2 separate regions of the Homo sapiens genome follow, and region 2 is linked to region 1. A link is a contact called in ENCODE Hi-C or POLR2A ChIA-PET data. All regions are on one chromosome and are shown on one strand. Each heading gives the region's core, a stretch centred on a gene start or an enhancer-like site at or near the end of the contact. The rest is flanking DNA. Distances are from core to core; before and after follow the strand shown.

Region 1 (4,699 bases), core at 905-3,404:
TCTACTAAAAATACAAAAATTAGCCAGGCATGGTGGCGCGTGCCTGTAATCCCAGCAACTCGGGAGGCAGAGGCAGGAGAATCGTTTGAATCCGGGAGGCAGAGGCTGCAGTGGGCTGAGATCGCGCCACTGCACTCCAGCCTGGGCGACAGAGCAAGACTCGGTCTCGGGGGAAAAAAAAGAAAAGAAAGAAACAAAGAGCATCCACTTTCCACCTTTCACACACAACACAGCCAATTAAATCAAAAGATTCCACTATCATAGCATAATACCCCTTGAGTTTTCAGGCAGATAAGACACTCAGACACACCTTGCTTGTTATAGAACAGGCCCAAATGAGACACAATAAAACGATGATTCCATGTTAGGAATTCCCTACCAACCATATCCTCCTCTTTTTGGTGACTAGATTGTAAAATAAGTCAATTAAGAGTTCATAACGGAAGTGCTGAAGCAACCGCAAATCCAGACACAAAAATACAGTGGAACGTATTCGCATCTCAAGCACGTCCAAATGTCTCGGCCAATGTGATCCGATCACTGCCGTTTCCAGAAACACACAGTAATGGCTTTTAATTCATTTCTATAAATGTTCGTTGTGCGTAAAGCCAAACTGCACGCAAAACCGCAAAACACAAAAGATCCCTCGCATGCCGTTTATAGCCAGAAGATAGGCCATCCTCTCTGCGCCCTACCCCAGAAAGCTCTCCTTACGGCAGTAAAAATTTGATGACACCCCATGCTACCTACACATCAAAATGTCATCCCACAAAGTGGAAGGGGAGCAGTGTCAGCATCCGTTGGCCTCCATGAAACGACACTGCCAGTATTCCCACCTCTAGGCAAACACGAACCCAAGTGAAGTCGATGGAAAGTTCCCACCAACCAGGCATATTTGGTTCCCTTCTGCCCCCAAGGCCAAGCAGCTCAACTGATGAGATCTGCTGTTGCACCTGCCACGGCTCTGAACCCGGGATGCTTGGCGACCCCCGGGGCACACAAAAAGGCCCTGCGGCCTAACGCGCCAGTGACCCTTCCCCGAGAGTGCATGGAGGGCCGCTGGAGCATCCCTCTCGCTGTCCACAGCGCCCGCTTCCCTGACAAAGGCCCCGTGTCAATCCATCCGAGACACAACACAGAGAAGTTGCTGGATTGCCCATCGCGGACCCGCAGCTGCCACTACCCTCTCCCGGAAAAAAACCAAACCAAACCAAACAAAAAAAACAGAACTAGGGAAGAAAAGGATGGGAGGGTACACAGCGTGAAAATCAAAATGTTCCCAAAGCTAAGCAACCTGGGTGTGCCCTGGAAGTGGGTCCTGGGGGCCCGTGGGGGAGGGGAGGGAGGGCCCGGGTGGTGGCGGTGGCTCCTCTGGGGCATGAAGGCCGAGCCAGGCGCTAGCCTAATAAAATGCCGGGTGTCGGAACGCTCAAAAGAAAACCACAAATGAAATCCCCTGCGGGCGCCAGGCCCCGAGGAGGGAGGGAGGGAGAGCGGGGCGGGCGGTCCGCAGACCTGCGGCCGCGGCCCCACCTGCCCGCCCCGCGCCCACACACACCTGCCCCGGCAGCCGCCGGGAGGCGAGGCCGCGGCTGAGGCGAGGAGGGGGCCCGACCCGGGGGTGCCGGGCGAGTGGGTCAGTCCGATGGCGGGGGCCGGGGGCCGCCTCGCTCACCTCCAGGTCGGTGTCCGCGGCCTCTGGGGCCCCGAGGATCTCGCTGGGCAGCTCGGCCAGGTCGGTGACCCGGATCAGCCCGTCGTGCAGGAAGATGGTCTCTTCCTTCACCGAGAGCCACTGCGCCGAGTCAGCGGCCGCCGCCGCCGCCGCCGCCGCGGCCGCCGACGAGCCCATGGCCCCGGCTGAAGGCTTGGCGCTGAGGAGCAGACGCCCGGCCGGGGGAAACGGAGCAGGAGCCGCCGCGATCACCAGTCCATGGCAGCGGCCGCCGCGCCCGCCAGCGGCGCCCCACTTGCTGCCTCGCCCGTGCAACTCCGCCCTAGGCGGTCCGAGTCGCCATACCCCCGACCCCGGCCCGGGAGACCCCGGCCCTGCCGCCGCCGCCGCCGCCGCCGCCGCCGCCGCCCTCAGGAGCAGGATCCGCCTCTGCCGCTCGGCAACCAACTGTCAGTGAGACGCCATGTTGGGGGCGGGGCTCCCGGCATGCCTCGCGGAGCGGACAATACAGGCCCCGCCCGCCGCTCCGCCCACCGCTCCGCGGACGAGGCCACCCGGGTGGCCTGGACGTCCGCCTAGCCCTTCGCTGCCGCCTGCCCTCGGCCTGACCTCCGCCGGCCCCTTCTCCCCCTGGCCATTCAGGGTAGCCCTGGCTTTGCAGCGCGCCAGGGAAGAGGACGCCGCTTCCCCCGTCCTGTCCCTACTCAGGTGTGCACCCCTTGCTCGGGCCCGCGCCCCCACCCTGGGCAGAGCATAGAGATCACTCCTTGTTTTCACGTTTAAATGAGATGCAAGCAAAAGGCTGGCGCAGAATAGGCGCTGCACACTTGTTCATAAGCACTTGGTAGAATCACATAGTAGATGATTAATATTGACTGAAAAGTCTAGTACCCAGTAAGCACTCAAAACCTGGTGAAAATAAAGCGTCTGTCCACAATGCTTGGTGCTCAATGCCCGACACTTAATATGTGCTCCATGAGTGGCAATTCTAATTATTGCTATGTTCGTTCCATCAGTGTTCCACACTAATTGACATACACCTTAAAAATATGCTCACTAGGCCGGGTGCGGTGGCTCACACCTGTAATCCCAGCACGGAGGTCAAGGCAGAAGGACTGCTTGAGCCCAGAAGTTTGAGGCCAGCCTGGGCAACATAGGGAGACCCCATCTCTACAAAAAATAAAAATTAGCGGGGCAGGGTGGCAAGCGTCTGTAGTCCTGCTACTCGGGAGGCTGAGGCAAGAGGATCTCTTGAACTCAGGAGGTGGAGGCTGCAGTGAGCTATTATCTTGCCACTGCACTCCAGCCCGGGCGACAGAGGGAGACCCCATCCCTCCCTCCCCACCAAAAATATATATATGCCCACCAGTGCCATTTTATAAAAACAAGAAAGGAAAACTATATGTATAAAGAACAATGCATGAACAAATACACACCAGATGTTTAAGGTGAGTTGCCATGGGAGTGTGGGGCTGGTCTGGAACTACTGAGATGAGATTGTTCTCTATTACTTGTATATTTTTATCACTTAAAAAATAATAAAACAGGCCGGGCACAGTGGCTTACACCTGTAATCCCAGCACTTTGGGAGGCCAAGGTGGGCAGATCACCTGAGGTCAGGAGTTCGAGACCAGCCTGGTCAACATGATGAAACCCTGTCTCTGCTAAAAAAAATACACAAATTAGCCAGGAATGGTTGCACATGCCTGTAGTCCCAGATACTCAGGAGGCTGAGGCAGGAGAATAGCTGGAACCCAGGAGGCGGAGGTTGCAGTGAGCCGAGATCATGCCACTGCACTCCAGCCTGGGCAACAGAGCAAGACTCCATCTCAATAATAATAATAATAATAATAATAACAATAACAATAACAGGAGAACATTAAGGTGCATACCCTTTGATCCAGCAATTCAACTTTGAGGAAGTTGTCTGAAGGAAATAATCAGACTCGTAGTCAAGGATGGATATACAGGGTTGTGTAGCTCAATATTGTTTACAAAAGGAAAAACTTATCAATCTAGATGTCCAACAATATGGGGCTGGTTAACTAAAATATGATATATCCATAAGATGGAATATTATGGCCGGGCACAGTGGCTCACGTGGGTAATCCCAACACTTTGGGAGGCCAAGGCTGGCAGATCTCTTGAGCCCAGAAGCTCGAGACCCCCTTGGGCAACATGACAAAACCCCGTCACTACAAAAAATACAAAAATTAGCCAGGCGTGGTGGTGCACACCCATAGTCCCAGCTACTCAGGAGGCTGAAGCAGGAAGATCGTTTGAGCCCAGAAGGCAGAAGTTGCAGTGATTCAGCTAAGATTATGCCACTGCACTCCAGCCTGGGCAACAGAGTAAGACCCTGTCTCAAAAAAGAAGAAAAGAAGAGGAAGAGGAGGAAGAAGAGAACAATAAATCCAGCAGTTCAGAGTTGATCAGAACCATGGAAACAATAAAACAGGCAAGTGTAATGGAATGGCCATTTCATCAAATCCTCCCAAATGTCTGAGAGGGGGAGTATTATTATTCCTACTTTCAGCTGGGAAGTCAAGACTCAGTTAGATACTTTGCTCAATGTCACAAAGCCAGTAAACATCAAAGCTCAGATGTAAACCCAGGTCTGTCCGATTTTACAACTTCAGCTTCCTTATTTTGACTGTAAGAAAACTCCTTCATTCCTTTTTTTTTTTTTTTTGAGACGGAGTCTTGCTCTGTTGCCCAGGCTGGAGTGCAATGGCATGATCTCGGCTCACTGCAACCTCTTGACTCACTGCAACCTCTGCCTCCTGGTTTCAAGTGATTCTCCTGCCTCAGCCTCCCGAGTAGCTGGGATTACAGGCGTGCACCACCATGCCTGGCTAATTTTTGTATTTTTAGTAGAGACGGGGTTTTACCATGTCGGTCAGGCTGGTCTCGAACTCCTGACCTCGTGATCTACCCGCCTCGGCCTCCCAAAGTGCTGGGATTACAGGTGTGAGCCACCGCGCCCGGCCCTTCATTCCCTTTTCCAAACCTAATAACAACTAT
Region 2 (4,699 bases), core at 794-3,293, 310 kb before region 1:
CCATTTATTCATTTAACTCTAGATGCCTATAAAAAGGAAAAAAAATTTATTGTAGTACTGCCTACAATAGCCAATAACAAAAGGACAAAGGAAAAAAAAAGAGATCTTCAAAAATCCAAGTATCATCAATAGGGAAAATGCTAAATGAATTATGGTACATCTGGAGTACTCTTAAGCCACTGGGGGGAAAAAAAATGAAAGAGATCTACATGTACCAGAAATGAAAGATGTTCAAGATATATTTCAAGGCTGAAAAATAACAGGTTGCAAATCGTGTCTAATACAATCCCATTTTTATATTAAATATAAGAATAATTAAGCCGGGCGCAATGGCTCACACCTGTAATCCCAGCACTTTGGGAGGCTGAGATGCTGAGATGGGTGGATCACCTGAGGTCAGGAGTTTGAGACCAGCCTGGCCAACACGGTGAAACCCCGTCTCTACCAAAAATACAAAAAGTAGCTGAGCACGGCGGTGGGCACCTATAGTCCCAGCTATTCGGGAAGCTGAGGCAGGAGAATCGCTTGCTTCTGGGAGGCAGAGGTTGCAGTGAGCCAAGATCGTGCCATTGCACTCCAGCCTGGGTGACAAGAGCCAAACTCCATCTCAAAAAAAAAAAAAAAAAAAAAAAGGAGAAAAAGAAAAATTATCTTAGCATAAAGATGGAAATAAATCTCACGGAAAGGCACCAAACTATTAACAAGAGTTATTTTTGGAATGGTAGGATAAGTGGAAATTAGCACACCACATATTTTGGCACTAACATGATTTTTAGAATGAACTTGTGTATTTTATACTTTAAAAAATATGAAAAAATGTCTTACTTTGAAAGGAATACTTTATTGAGACAGAAAAAGAGAATTCAATTGGCTTATAATGAAATCCTTTCACTACACTATATTAAAAAGTGCTGTTATAATTCAGGAAAGAAGACAACTTACTGTTCACCTTCAGCAGGAGGACTCCAGGCCTCTTCAATCAGTCGAAAGACAGAATCGAAATAAGTCAGATAGAACTGCCAGTCATCTGAGCTAAAATCAGATTGAATGATGCACACAGGATTAAACCCAAGTTGTGACAGATCTTCCTTAGGAACCATGATATTCAATTTATTTTGTAAGTTATATTTTAGTATGTAGTAGGTTGGCTTACCCCCACCCACTCCATGTTTCCTTTGCAAATCTAAAAGGGCATTTTCAAAGTAATACTACTTTGTATTTGTAAAGAGTAGTAAACTACTCTTTCCTTCAATAAAATGACCAGGTCTAGAAAACTAATATTCATAACAGAAAAGTCCCCACATAAGCACTTCCAAAATAGAGGGAAGGGGAGAGAAGTGTTGTAGCAAAGAATGAAGCCTCTCTCTTTTAGGGGAATACTGAATTTGAGAAATTAATGATTTTCAGTGTTCATTCTTAAGCCCTAACTAGAATTCAGCACCATGGTGGCACAAGTATCTTTTTTTTTTTTTTGAGATGGAGTCTCATTGTTGTCACCCAGGCTGGAGTGCAGTGGCATGATCTCAGCTCACTGCAACCTCTGCCTCCCAGGTTCAAGCGATTCTTGTGCCTCAGCTTCCCGAGGGGCTGGGACTACAGGCACGCACCACCACAACTAGCTAATTTTTGTATTTTCAGTAAAGACAGGGTTTCGCCATGTTGGCCAGGCTGGTCTCAAACTCCTGACCTCAAGTGATCTGCCCACCTTGGCCTCTCAAAGTGCTGGGATCATAGGCATGAGCCACCATGCCCAGCCTACAAGTACCATTATAATACTCTACTGAAAGATGAAGGCTCCTTAAAAACTTTTAGAAACATGCAGGACACAACTACTATAAGAAGACTTTATGCCCAGAAACTTCAAAACACAGACACCAAGAAAATCAATAGTGAGGTCTTAAAGCCTCACTACAGTCAAATGGTACAAAAGAAAGCTTTTACTCACTTTTTTAGTAAGAGGCGCCGGGAAAGGGCATTGCACTCTGGCCACCTGCTCAGCTTCTTGTACATAGCCATGCATTTATTTTCCCGACTCTGAATCTCACTTGTCAACTTCTCTAAAATCAAAAGTTATAAAAGTTGGTAAGCTGGTTTCATTTCTGCTCAATAACCAGAATAGAGTCCAACCACAAGAAGGAAAATGTCACATTTTCTTTTCTTTTTTTTTGAGATGGAGTTTCACTCTTGTCACCCAGGCTGGAGTGCAATGGCACGATCTTGGCTCACTGCAACCTCCACCTCCTGGATTCAAGCGATTCTCCTGTCTCAGCCTCCCAAGTAGCTGGGATTACAGGCATCTGCCACCACGCCTGGCTAATTTTTGTATTTTTAGTAGAGACAGGATTTCACCATGTTGGCCAGGCTGGTCTTAAACTCCTGACCTCAGGTGATCCACCCATCCCAGCCTCCCAGAGTGCTGGGATTACAGCTGTGAGCTACCGGGCCCGGCCTAAATGTCACATTTTCTTATTCACTCTCTTAGAAAATGGGACCACTATTACATACAAACTACTACTATCTTATTAAAGATTATTTTACTTCAAAGAAAAAAGTACATTACTGACAGTAAATTTTTATAATCATTTTCTTTGTAAAAGGATAGGTTTCACAATGTATTGGGTTGAACATCTATTAATAGTACATGGGATATACTTATAAAATCCCAACAGCATCTAGGGACTAGTAAATTTAGTCCATAGACAAGCTGCCCATCCATACAGTTCCAAAACATCAAAGAGGACTGAGCTGACATGAGCTAAGAAAGATGAGATGTTGGAAGAAGACAAAAAAGAGTGGAGAGGAATCAAATCTTTCCAAACAACTGAAAACAAAAAAACTAGGATGATAGTTCTGACCAAATTAGATTTGCCCAACTGTTTAGCAGATTAAGGATACCAAAAATTACATTATGAATTTCCTGTTGAGAATCTAACTTTTTACTATCCATAGAGCTATAATGTAGTTTAAAAAAAAAAAAGGGCCAGGCCTGACAGGTCACACCTGTAGTAATCCCAGCACTTTGGGAGGCTGAAGCAGGCAGATCGCTTGAGACCAGGAGTTCGAGACCAGCCTGGGCAACATATTGAGACCCCACCTCTACAAAAAATATAAAAATTAGCCAGGTTTGATGGCATACGCCTGGAGTCCTAACTATTTAGGAGGCTGTGGTGAGAGGATAACTTAAACCCAGGAGATCAAGGCTGCAGTGAGCTGTGATGATGCCACTGCATTCTAGCCTGGCTAACAGAGCAAGGCCCTGTCTCAAAAACAACAACAACAACAAAAAAAAACAAGAAGTTTCTTGTGAGTAGCCTAAATATCCATCAAAAACTGGTTAAGTAAATTTCTACATTCACACTGTGGAACACTGGACAGTTATTAAAGGAGTGAGGTAGTGAACTTTATCTCTAGGAAATACTATTTAGTTAAAATAATAATAATAATAATAAAATAATGGAGGCCAGGCGTGGTGGCTCACACCTGTAATCCCAGCACTTTGGGAGGCAGAGGCAGGCAGATCACTTGAGGTTAGGAGTTTGAAACCAGCCTGGCCAACATGTTGAAACCCCGTCTCTACTAAAAATACAAAAATTAGCTGGGCGTGGTGGTGTGTGCCTGTAGTCCCAGCTACTCACGAGGCTGAGGCAGGAGAATCACTTGAACCCAGGAGGCAGAGGTTGCAGTGAGCCGAGATCGCACCACTGCACTCTAGCCTGGCCACAGAGTGAGACTCTGTCTCCAAAAAAAAAAAGAAAGAAAGAAATAATGGAGCCCAGTGTGGTGGTGTGTGCCCGTCGTCCTAGCTACTTGGGAGGCTGAGATGGGAGAATCACTTGAGCCCAGGAGTTCAAGTCCAGCCTGGGCAAAACAGTGAGACCTCATCTCTTTAAAATAAATAAATAAATAATAAAAATAAAGTATGGGTATAAGAGTATGCACAGCAGAGGTCACAAACTCAAATGCCTTCATAAGACAGACATACAAATAAAGAAGGAATGTTTGCGGTATCTACAGAGTACAAATCCTGACTAGAGGGGCATTAATTAATTTAAAATTTTTAAAGAAAAATTTTTTTTAAATAAAAACATTGTGCTAACTGAATAAGATTATTCTATGAGCCAGGTATATTATGTTTTCATTCGTGTTTAAAAAAAAAAGTGGGGAAGATGAATCTTTACAAGAATATAAAGTGTAACTGGAGGAAAACCTAGGGGAAGACGGCTAGAGATCTGGAGTATAACCTTTCACACTCCTTGAAGTTTCTGAATCTGTTATTTTCAAGTAAAAACATTTTTAAAAATAAATTTACAACATACAGAAAAGTCTGGAAGAATATAACAAAATGATCAAAAGTGTTTATGTCTTTATATCCTTATGTGGAAATTTTCTACAATAAACATTTTTCATGTTTAAATAGGAAAAAAAAAAAGCTTTAAGAAAATGTTTAAAAATTACCTCCTAATTTCCCTCTGATGACATCCAAGGCCTCCTGGTACTTTCCCAAACGTTCCAGGATCATATAATAAAGTTCAACCTTACAGAAAAAAAACAAGAAGTGCAACCTCTGAAACTTTTCAATAATAAAAAGACAGTCATTTATAGGTTTTTAAAAAGTTATTTAATAGAGCATGTCTTCAAATGAGATGAAACTGACAGTACGAAGCAGGTAACAGGATCTTCTCCATCTATATCTCTCCCG

Evidence for each region. A loop is a pair of places that touch in the nucleus more often than their neighbours do. ChIA-PET counts read pairs that join two places held with the same protein, here RNA polymerase II (POLR2A). Pooled maps may share reads with other maps.
Region 2: a loop to region 1 is called in a map of PC-9, with 4 times the contacts of the local background. The contact joins the enhancer-like site here to the promoter of HECTD4 in region 1. A Hi-C loop is called at or near these places in 1 of 168 maps with a recorded cell type or tissue (PC-9), 3 of 37 single-sample maps with no recorded cell type and 11 of 50 pooled maps. POLR2A ChIA-PET finds 5 or more read pairs at or near these places in 1 of 52 experiments (OCI-LY7).

Annotation. Positions count from the first base shown.
Region 1 is chr12:112,380,277-112,384,975 of GRCh38, forward strand. HECTD4 (HECT domain E3 ubiquitin protein ligase 4) reads right to left here and starts at 2,155. Exons shown (of 76, transcript NM_001388303.1): 1 at 1,676-2,155. The coding sequence starts at 1,852. RefSeq lists enhancers at 113-613, 1,799-2,298 and silencers at 1,306-1,795, 1,806-2,075, 2,186-2,475.
Region 2 is chr12:112,073,733-112,078,431 of GRCh38, forward strand. It overlaps NAA25 (N-alpha-acetyltransferase 25, NatB auxiliary subunit), which reads right to left. Exons shown (of 24, transcript NM_024953.4): 7 at 4,456-4,534; 8 at 1,946-2,057; 9 at 943-1,032. Among named protein-coding and RNA genes, the nearest start is that of NAA25, 33 kb to the right of the region's middle. Within about 2 kb of position 2,044, at least 2 of the 41 ENCODE cell types and tissues checked have a DNase peak (open chromatin) inside an H3K27ac peak, as active enhancers do.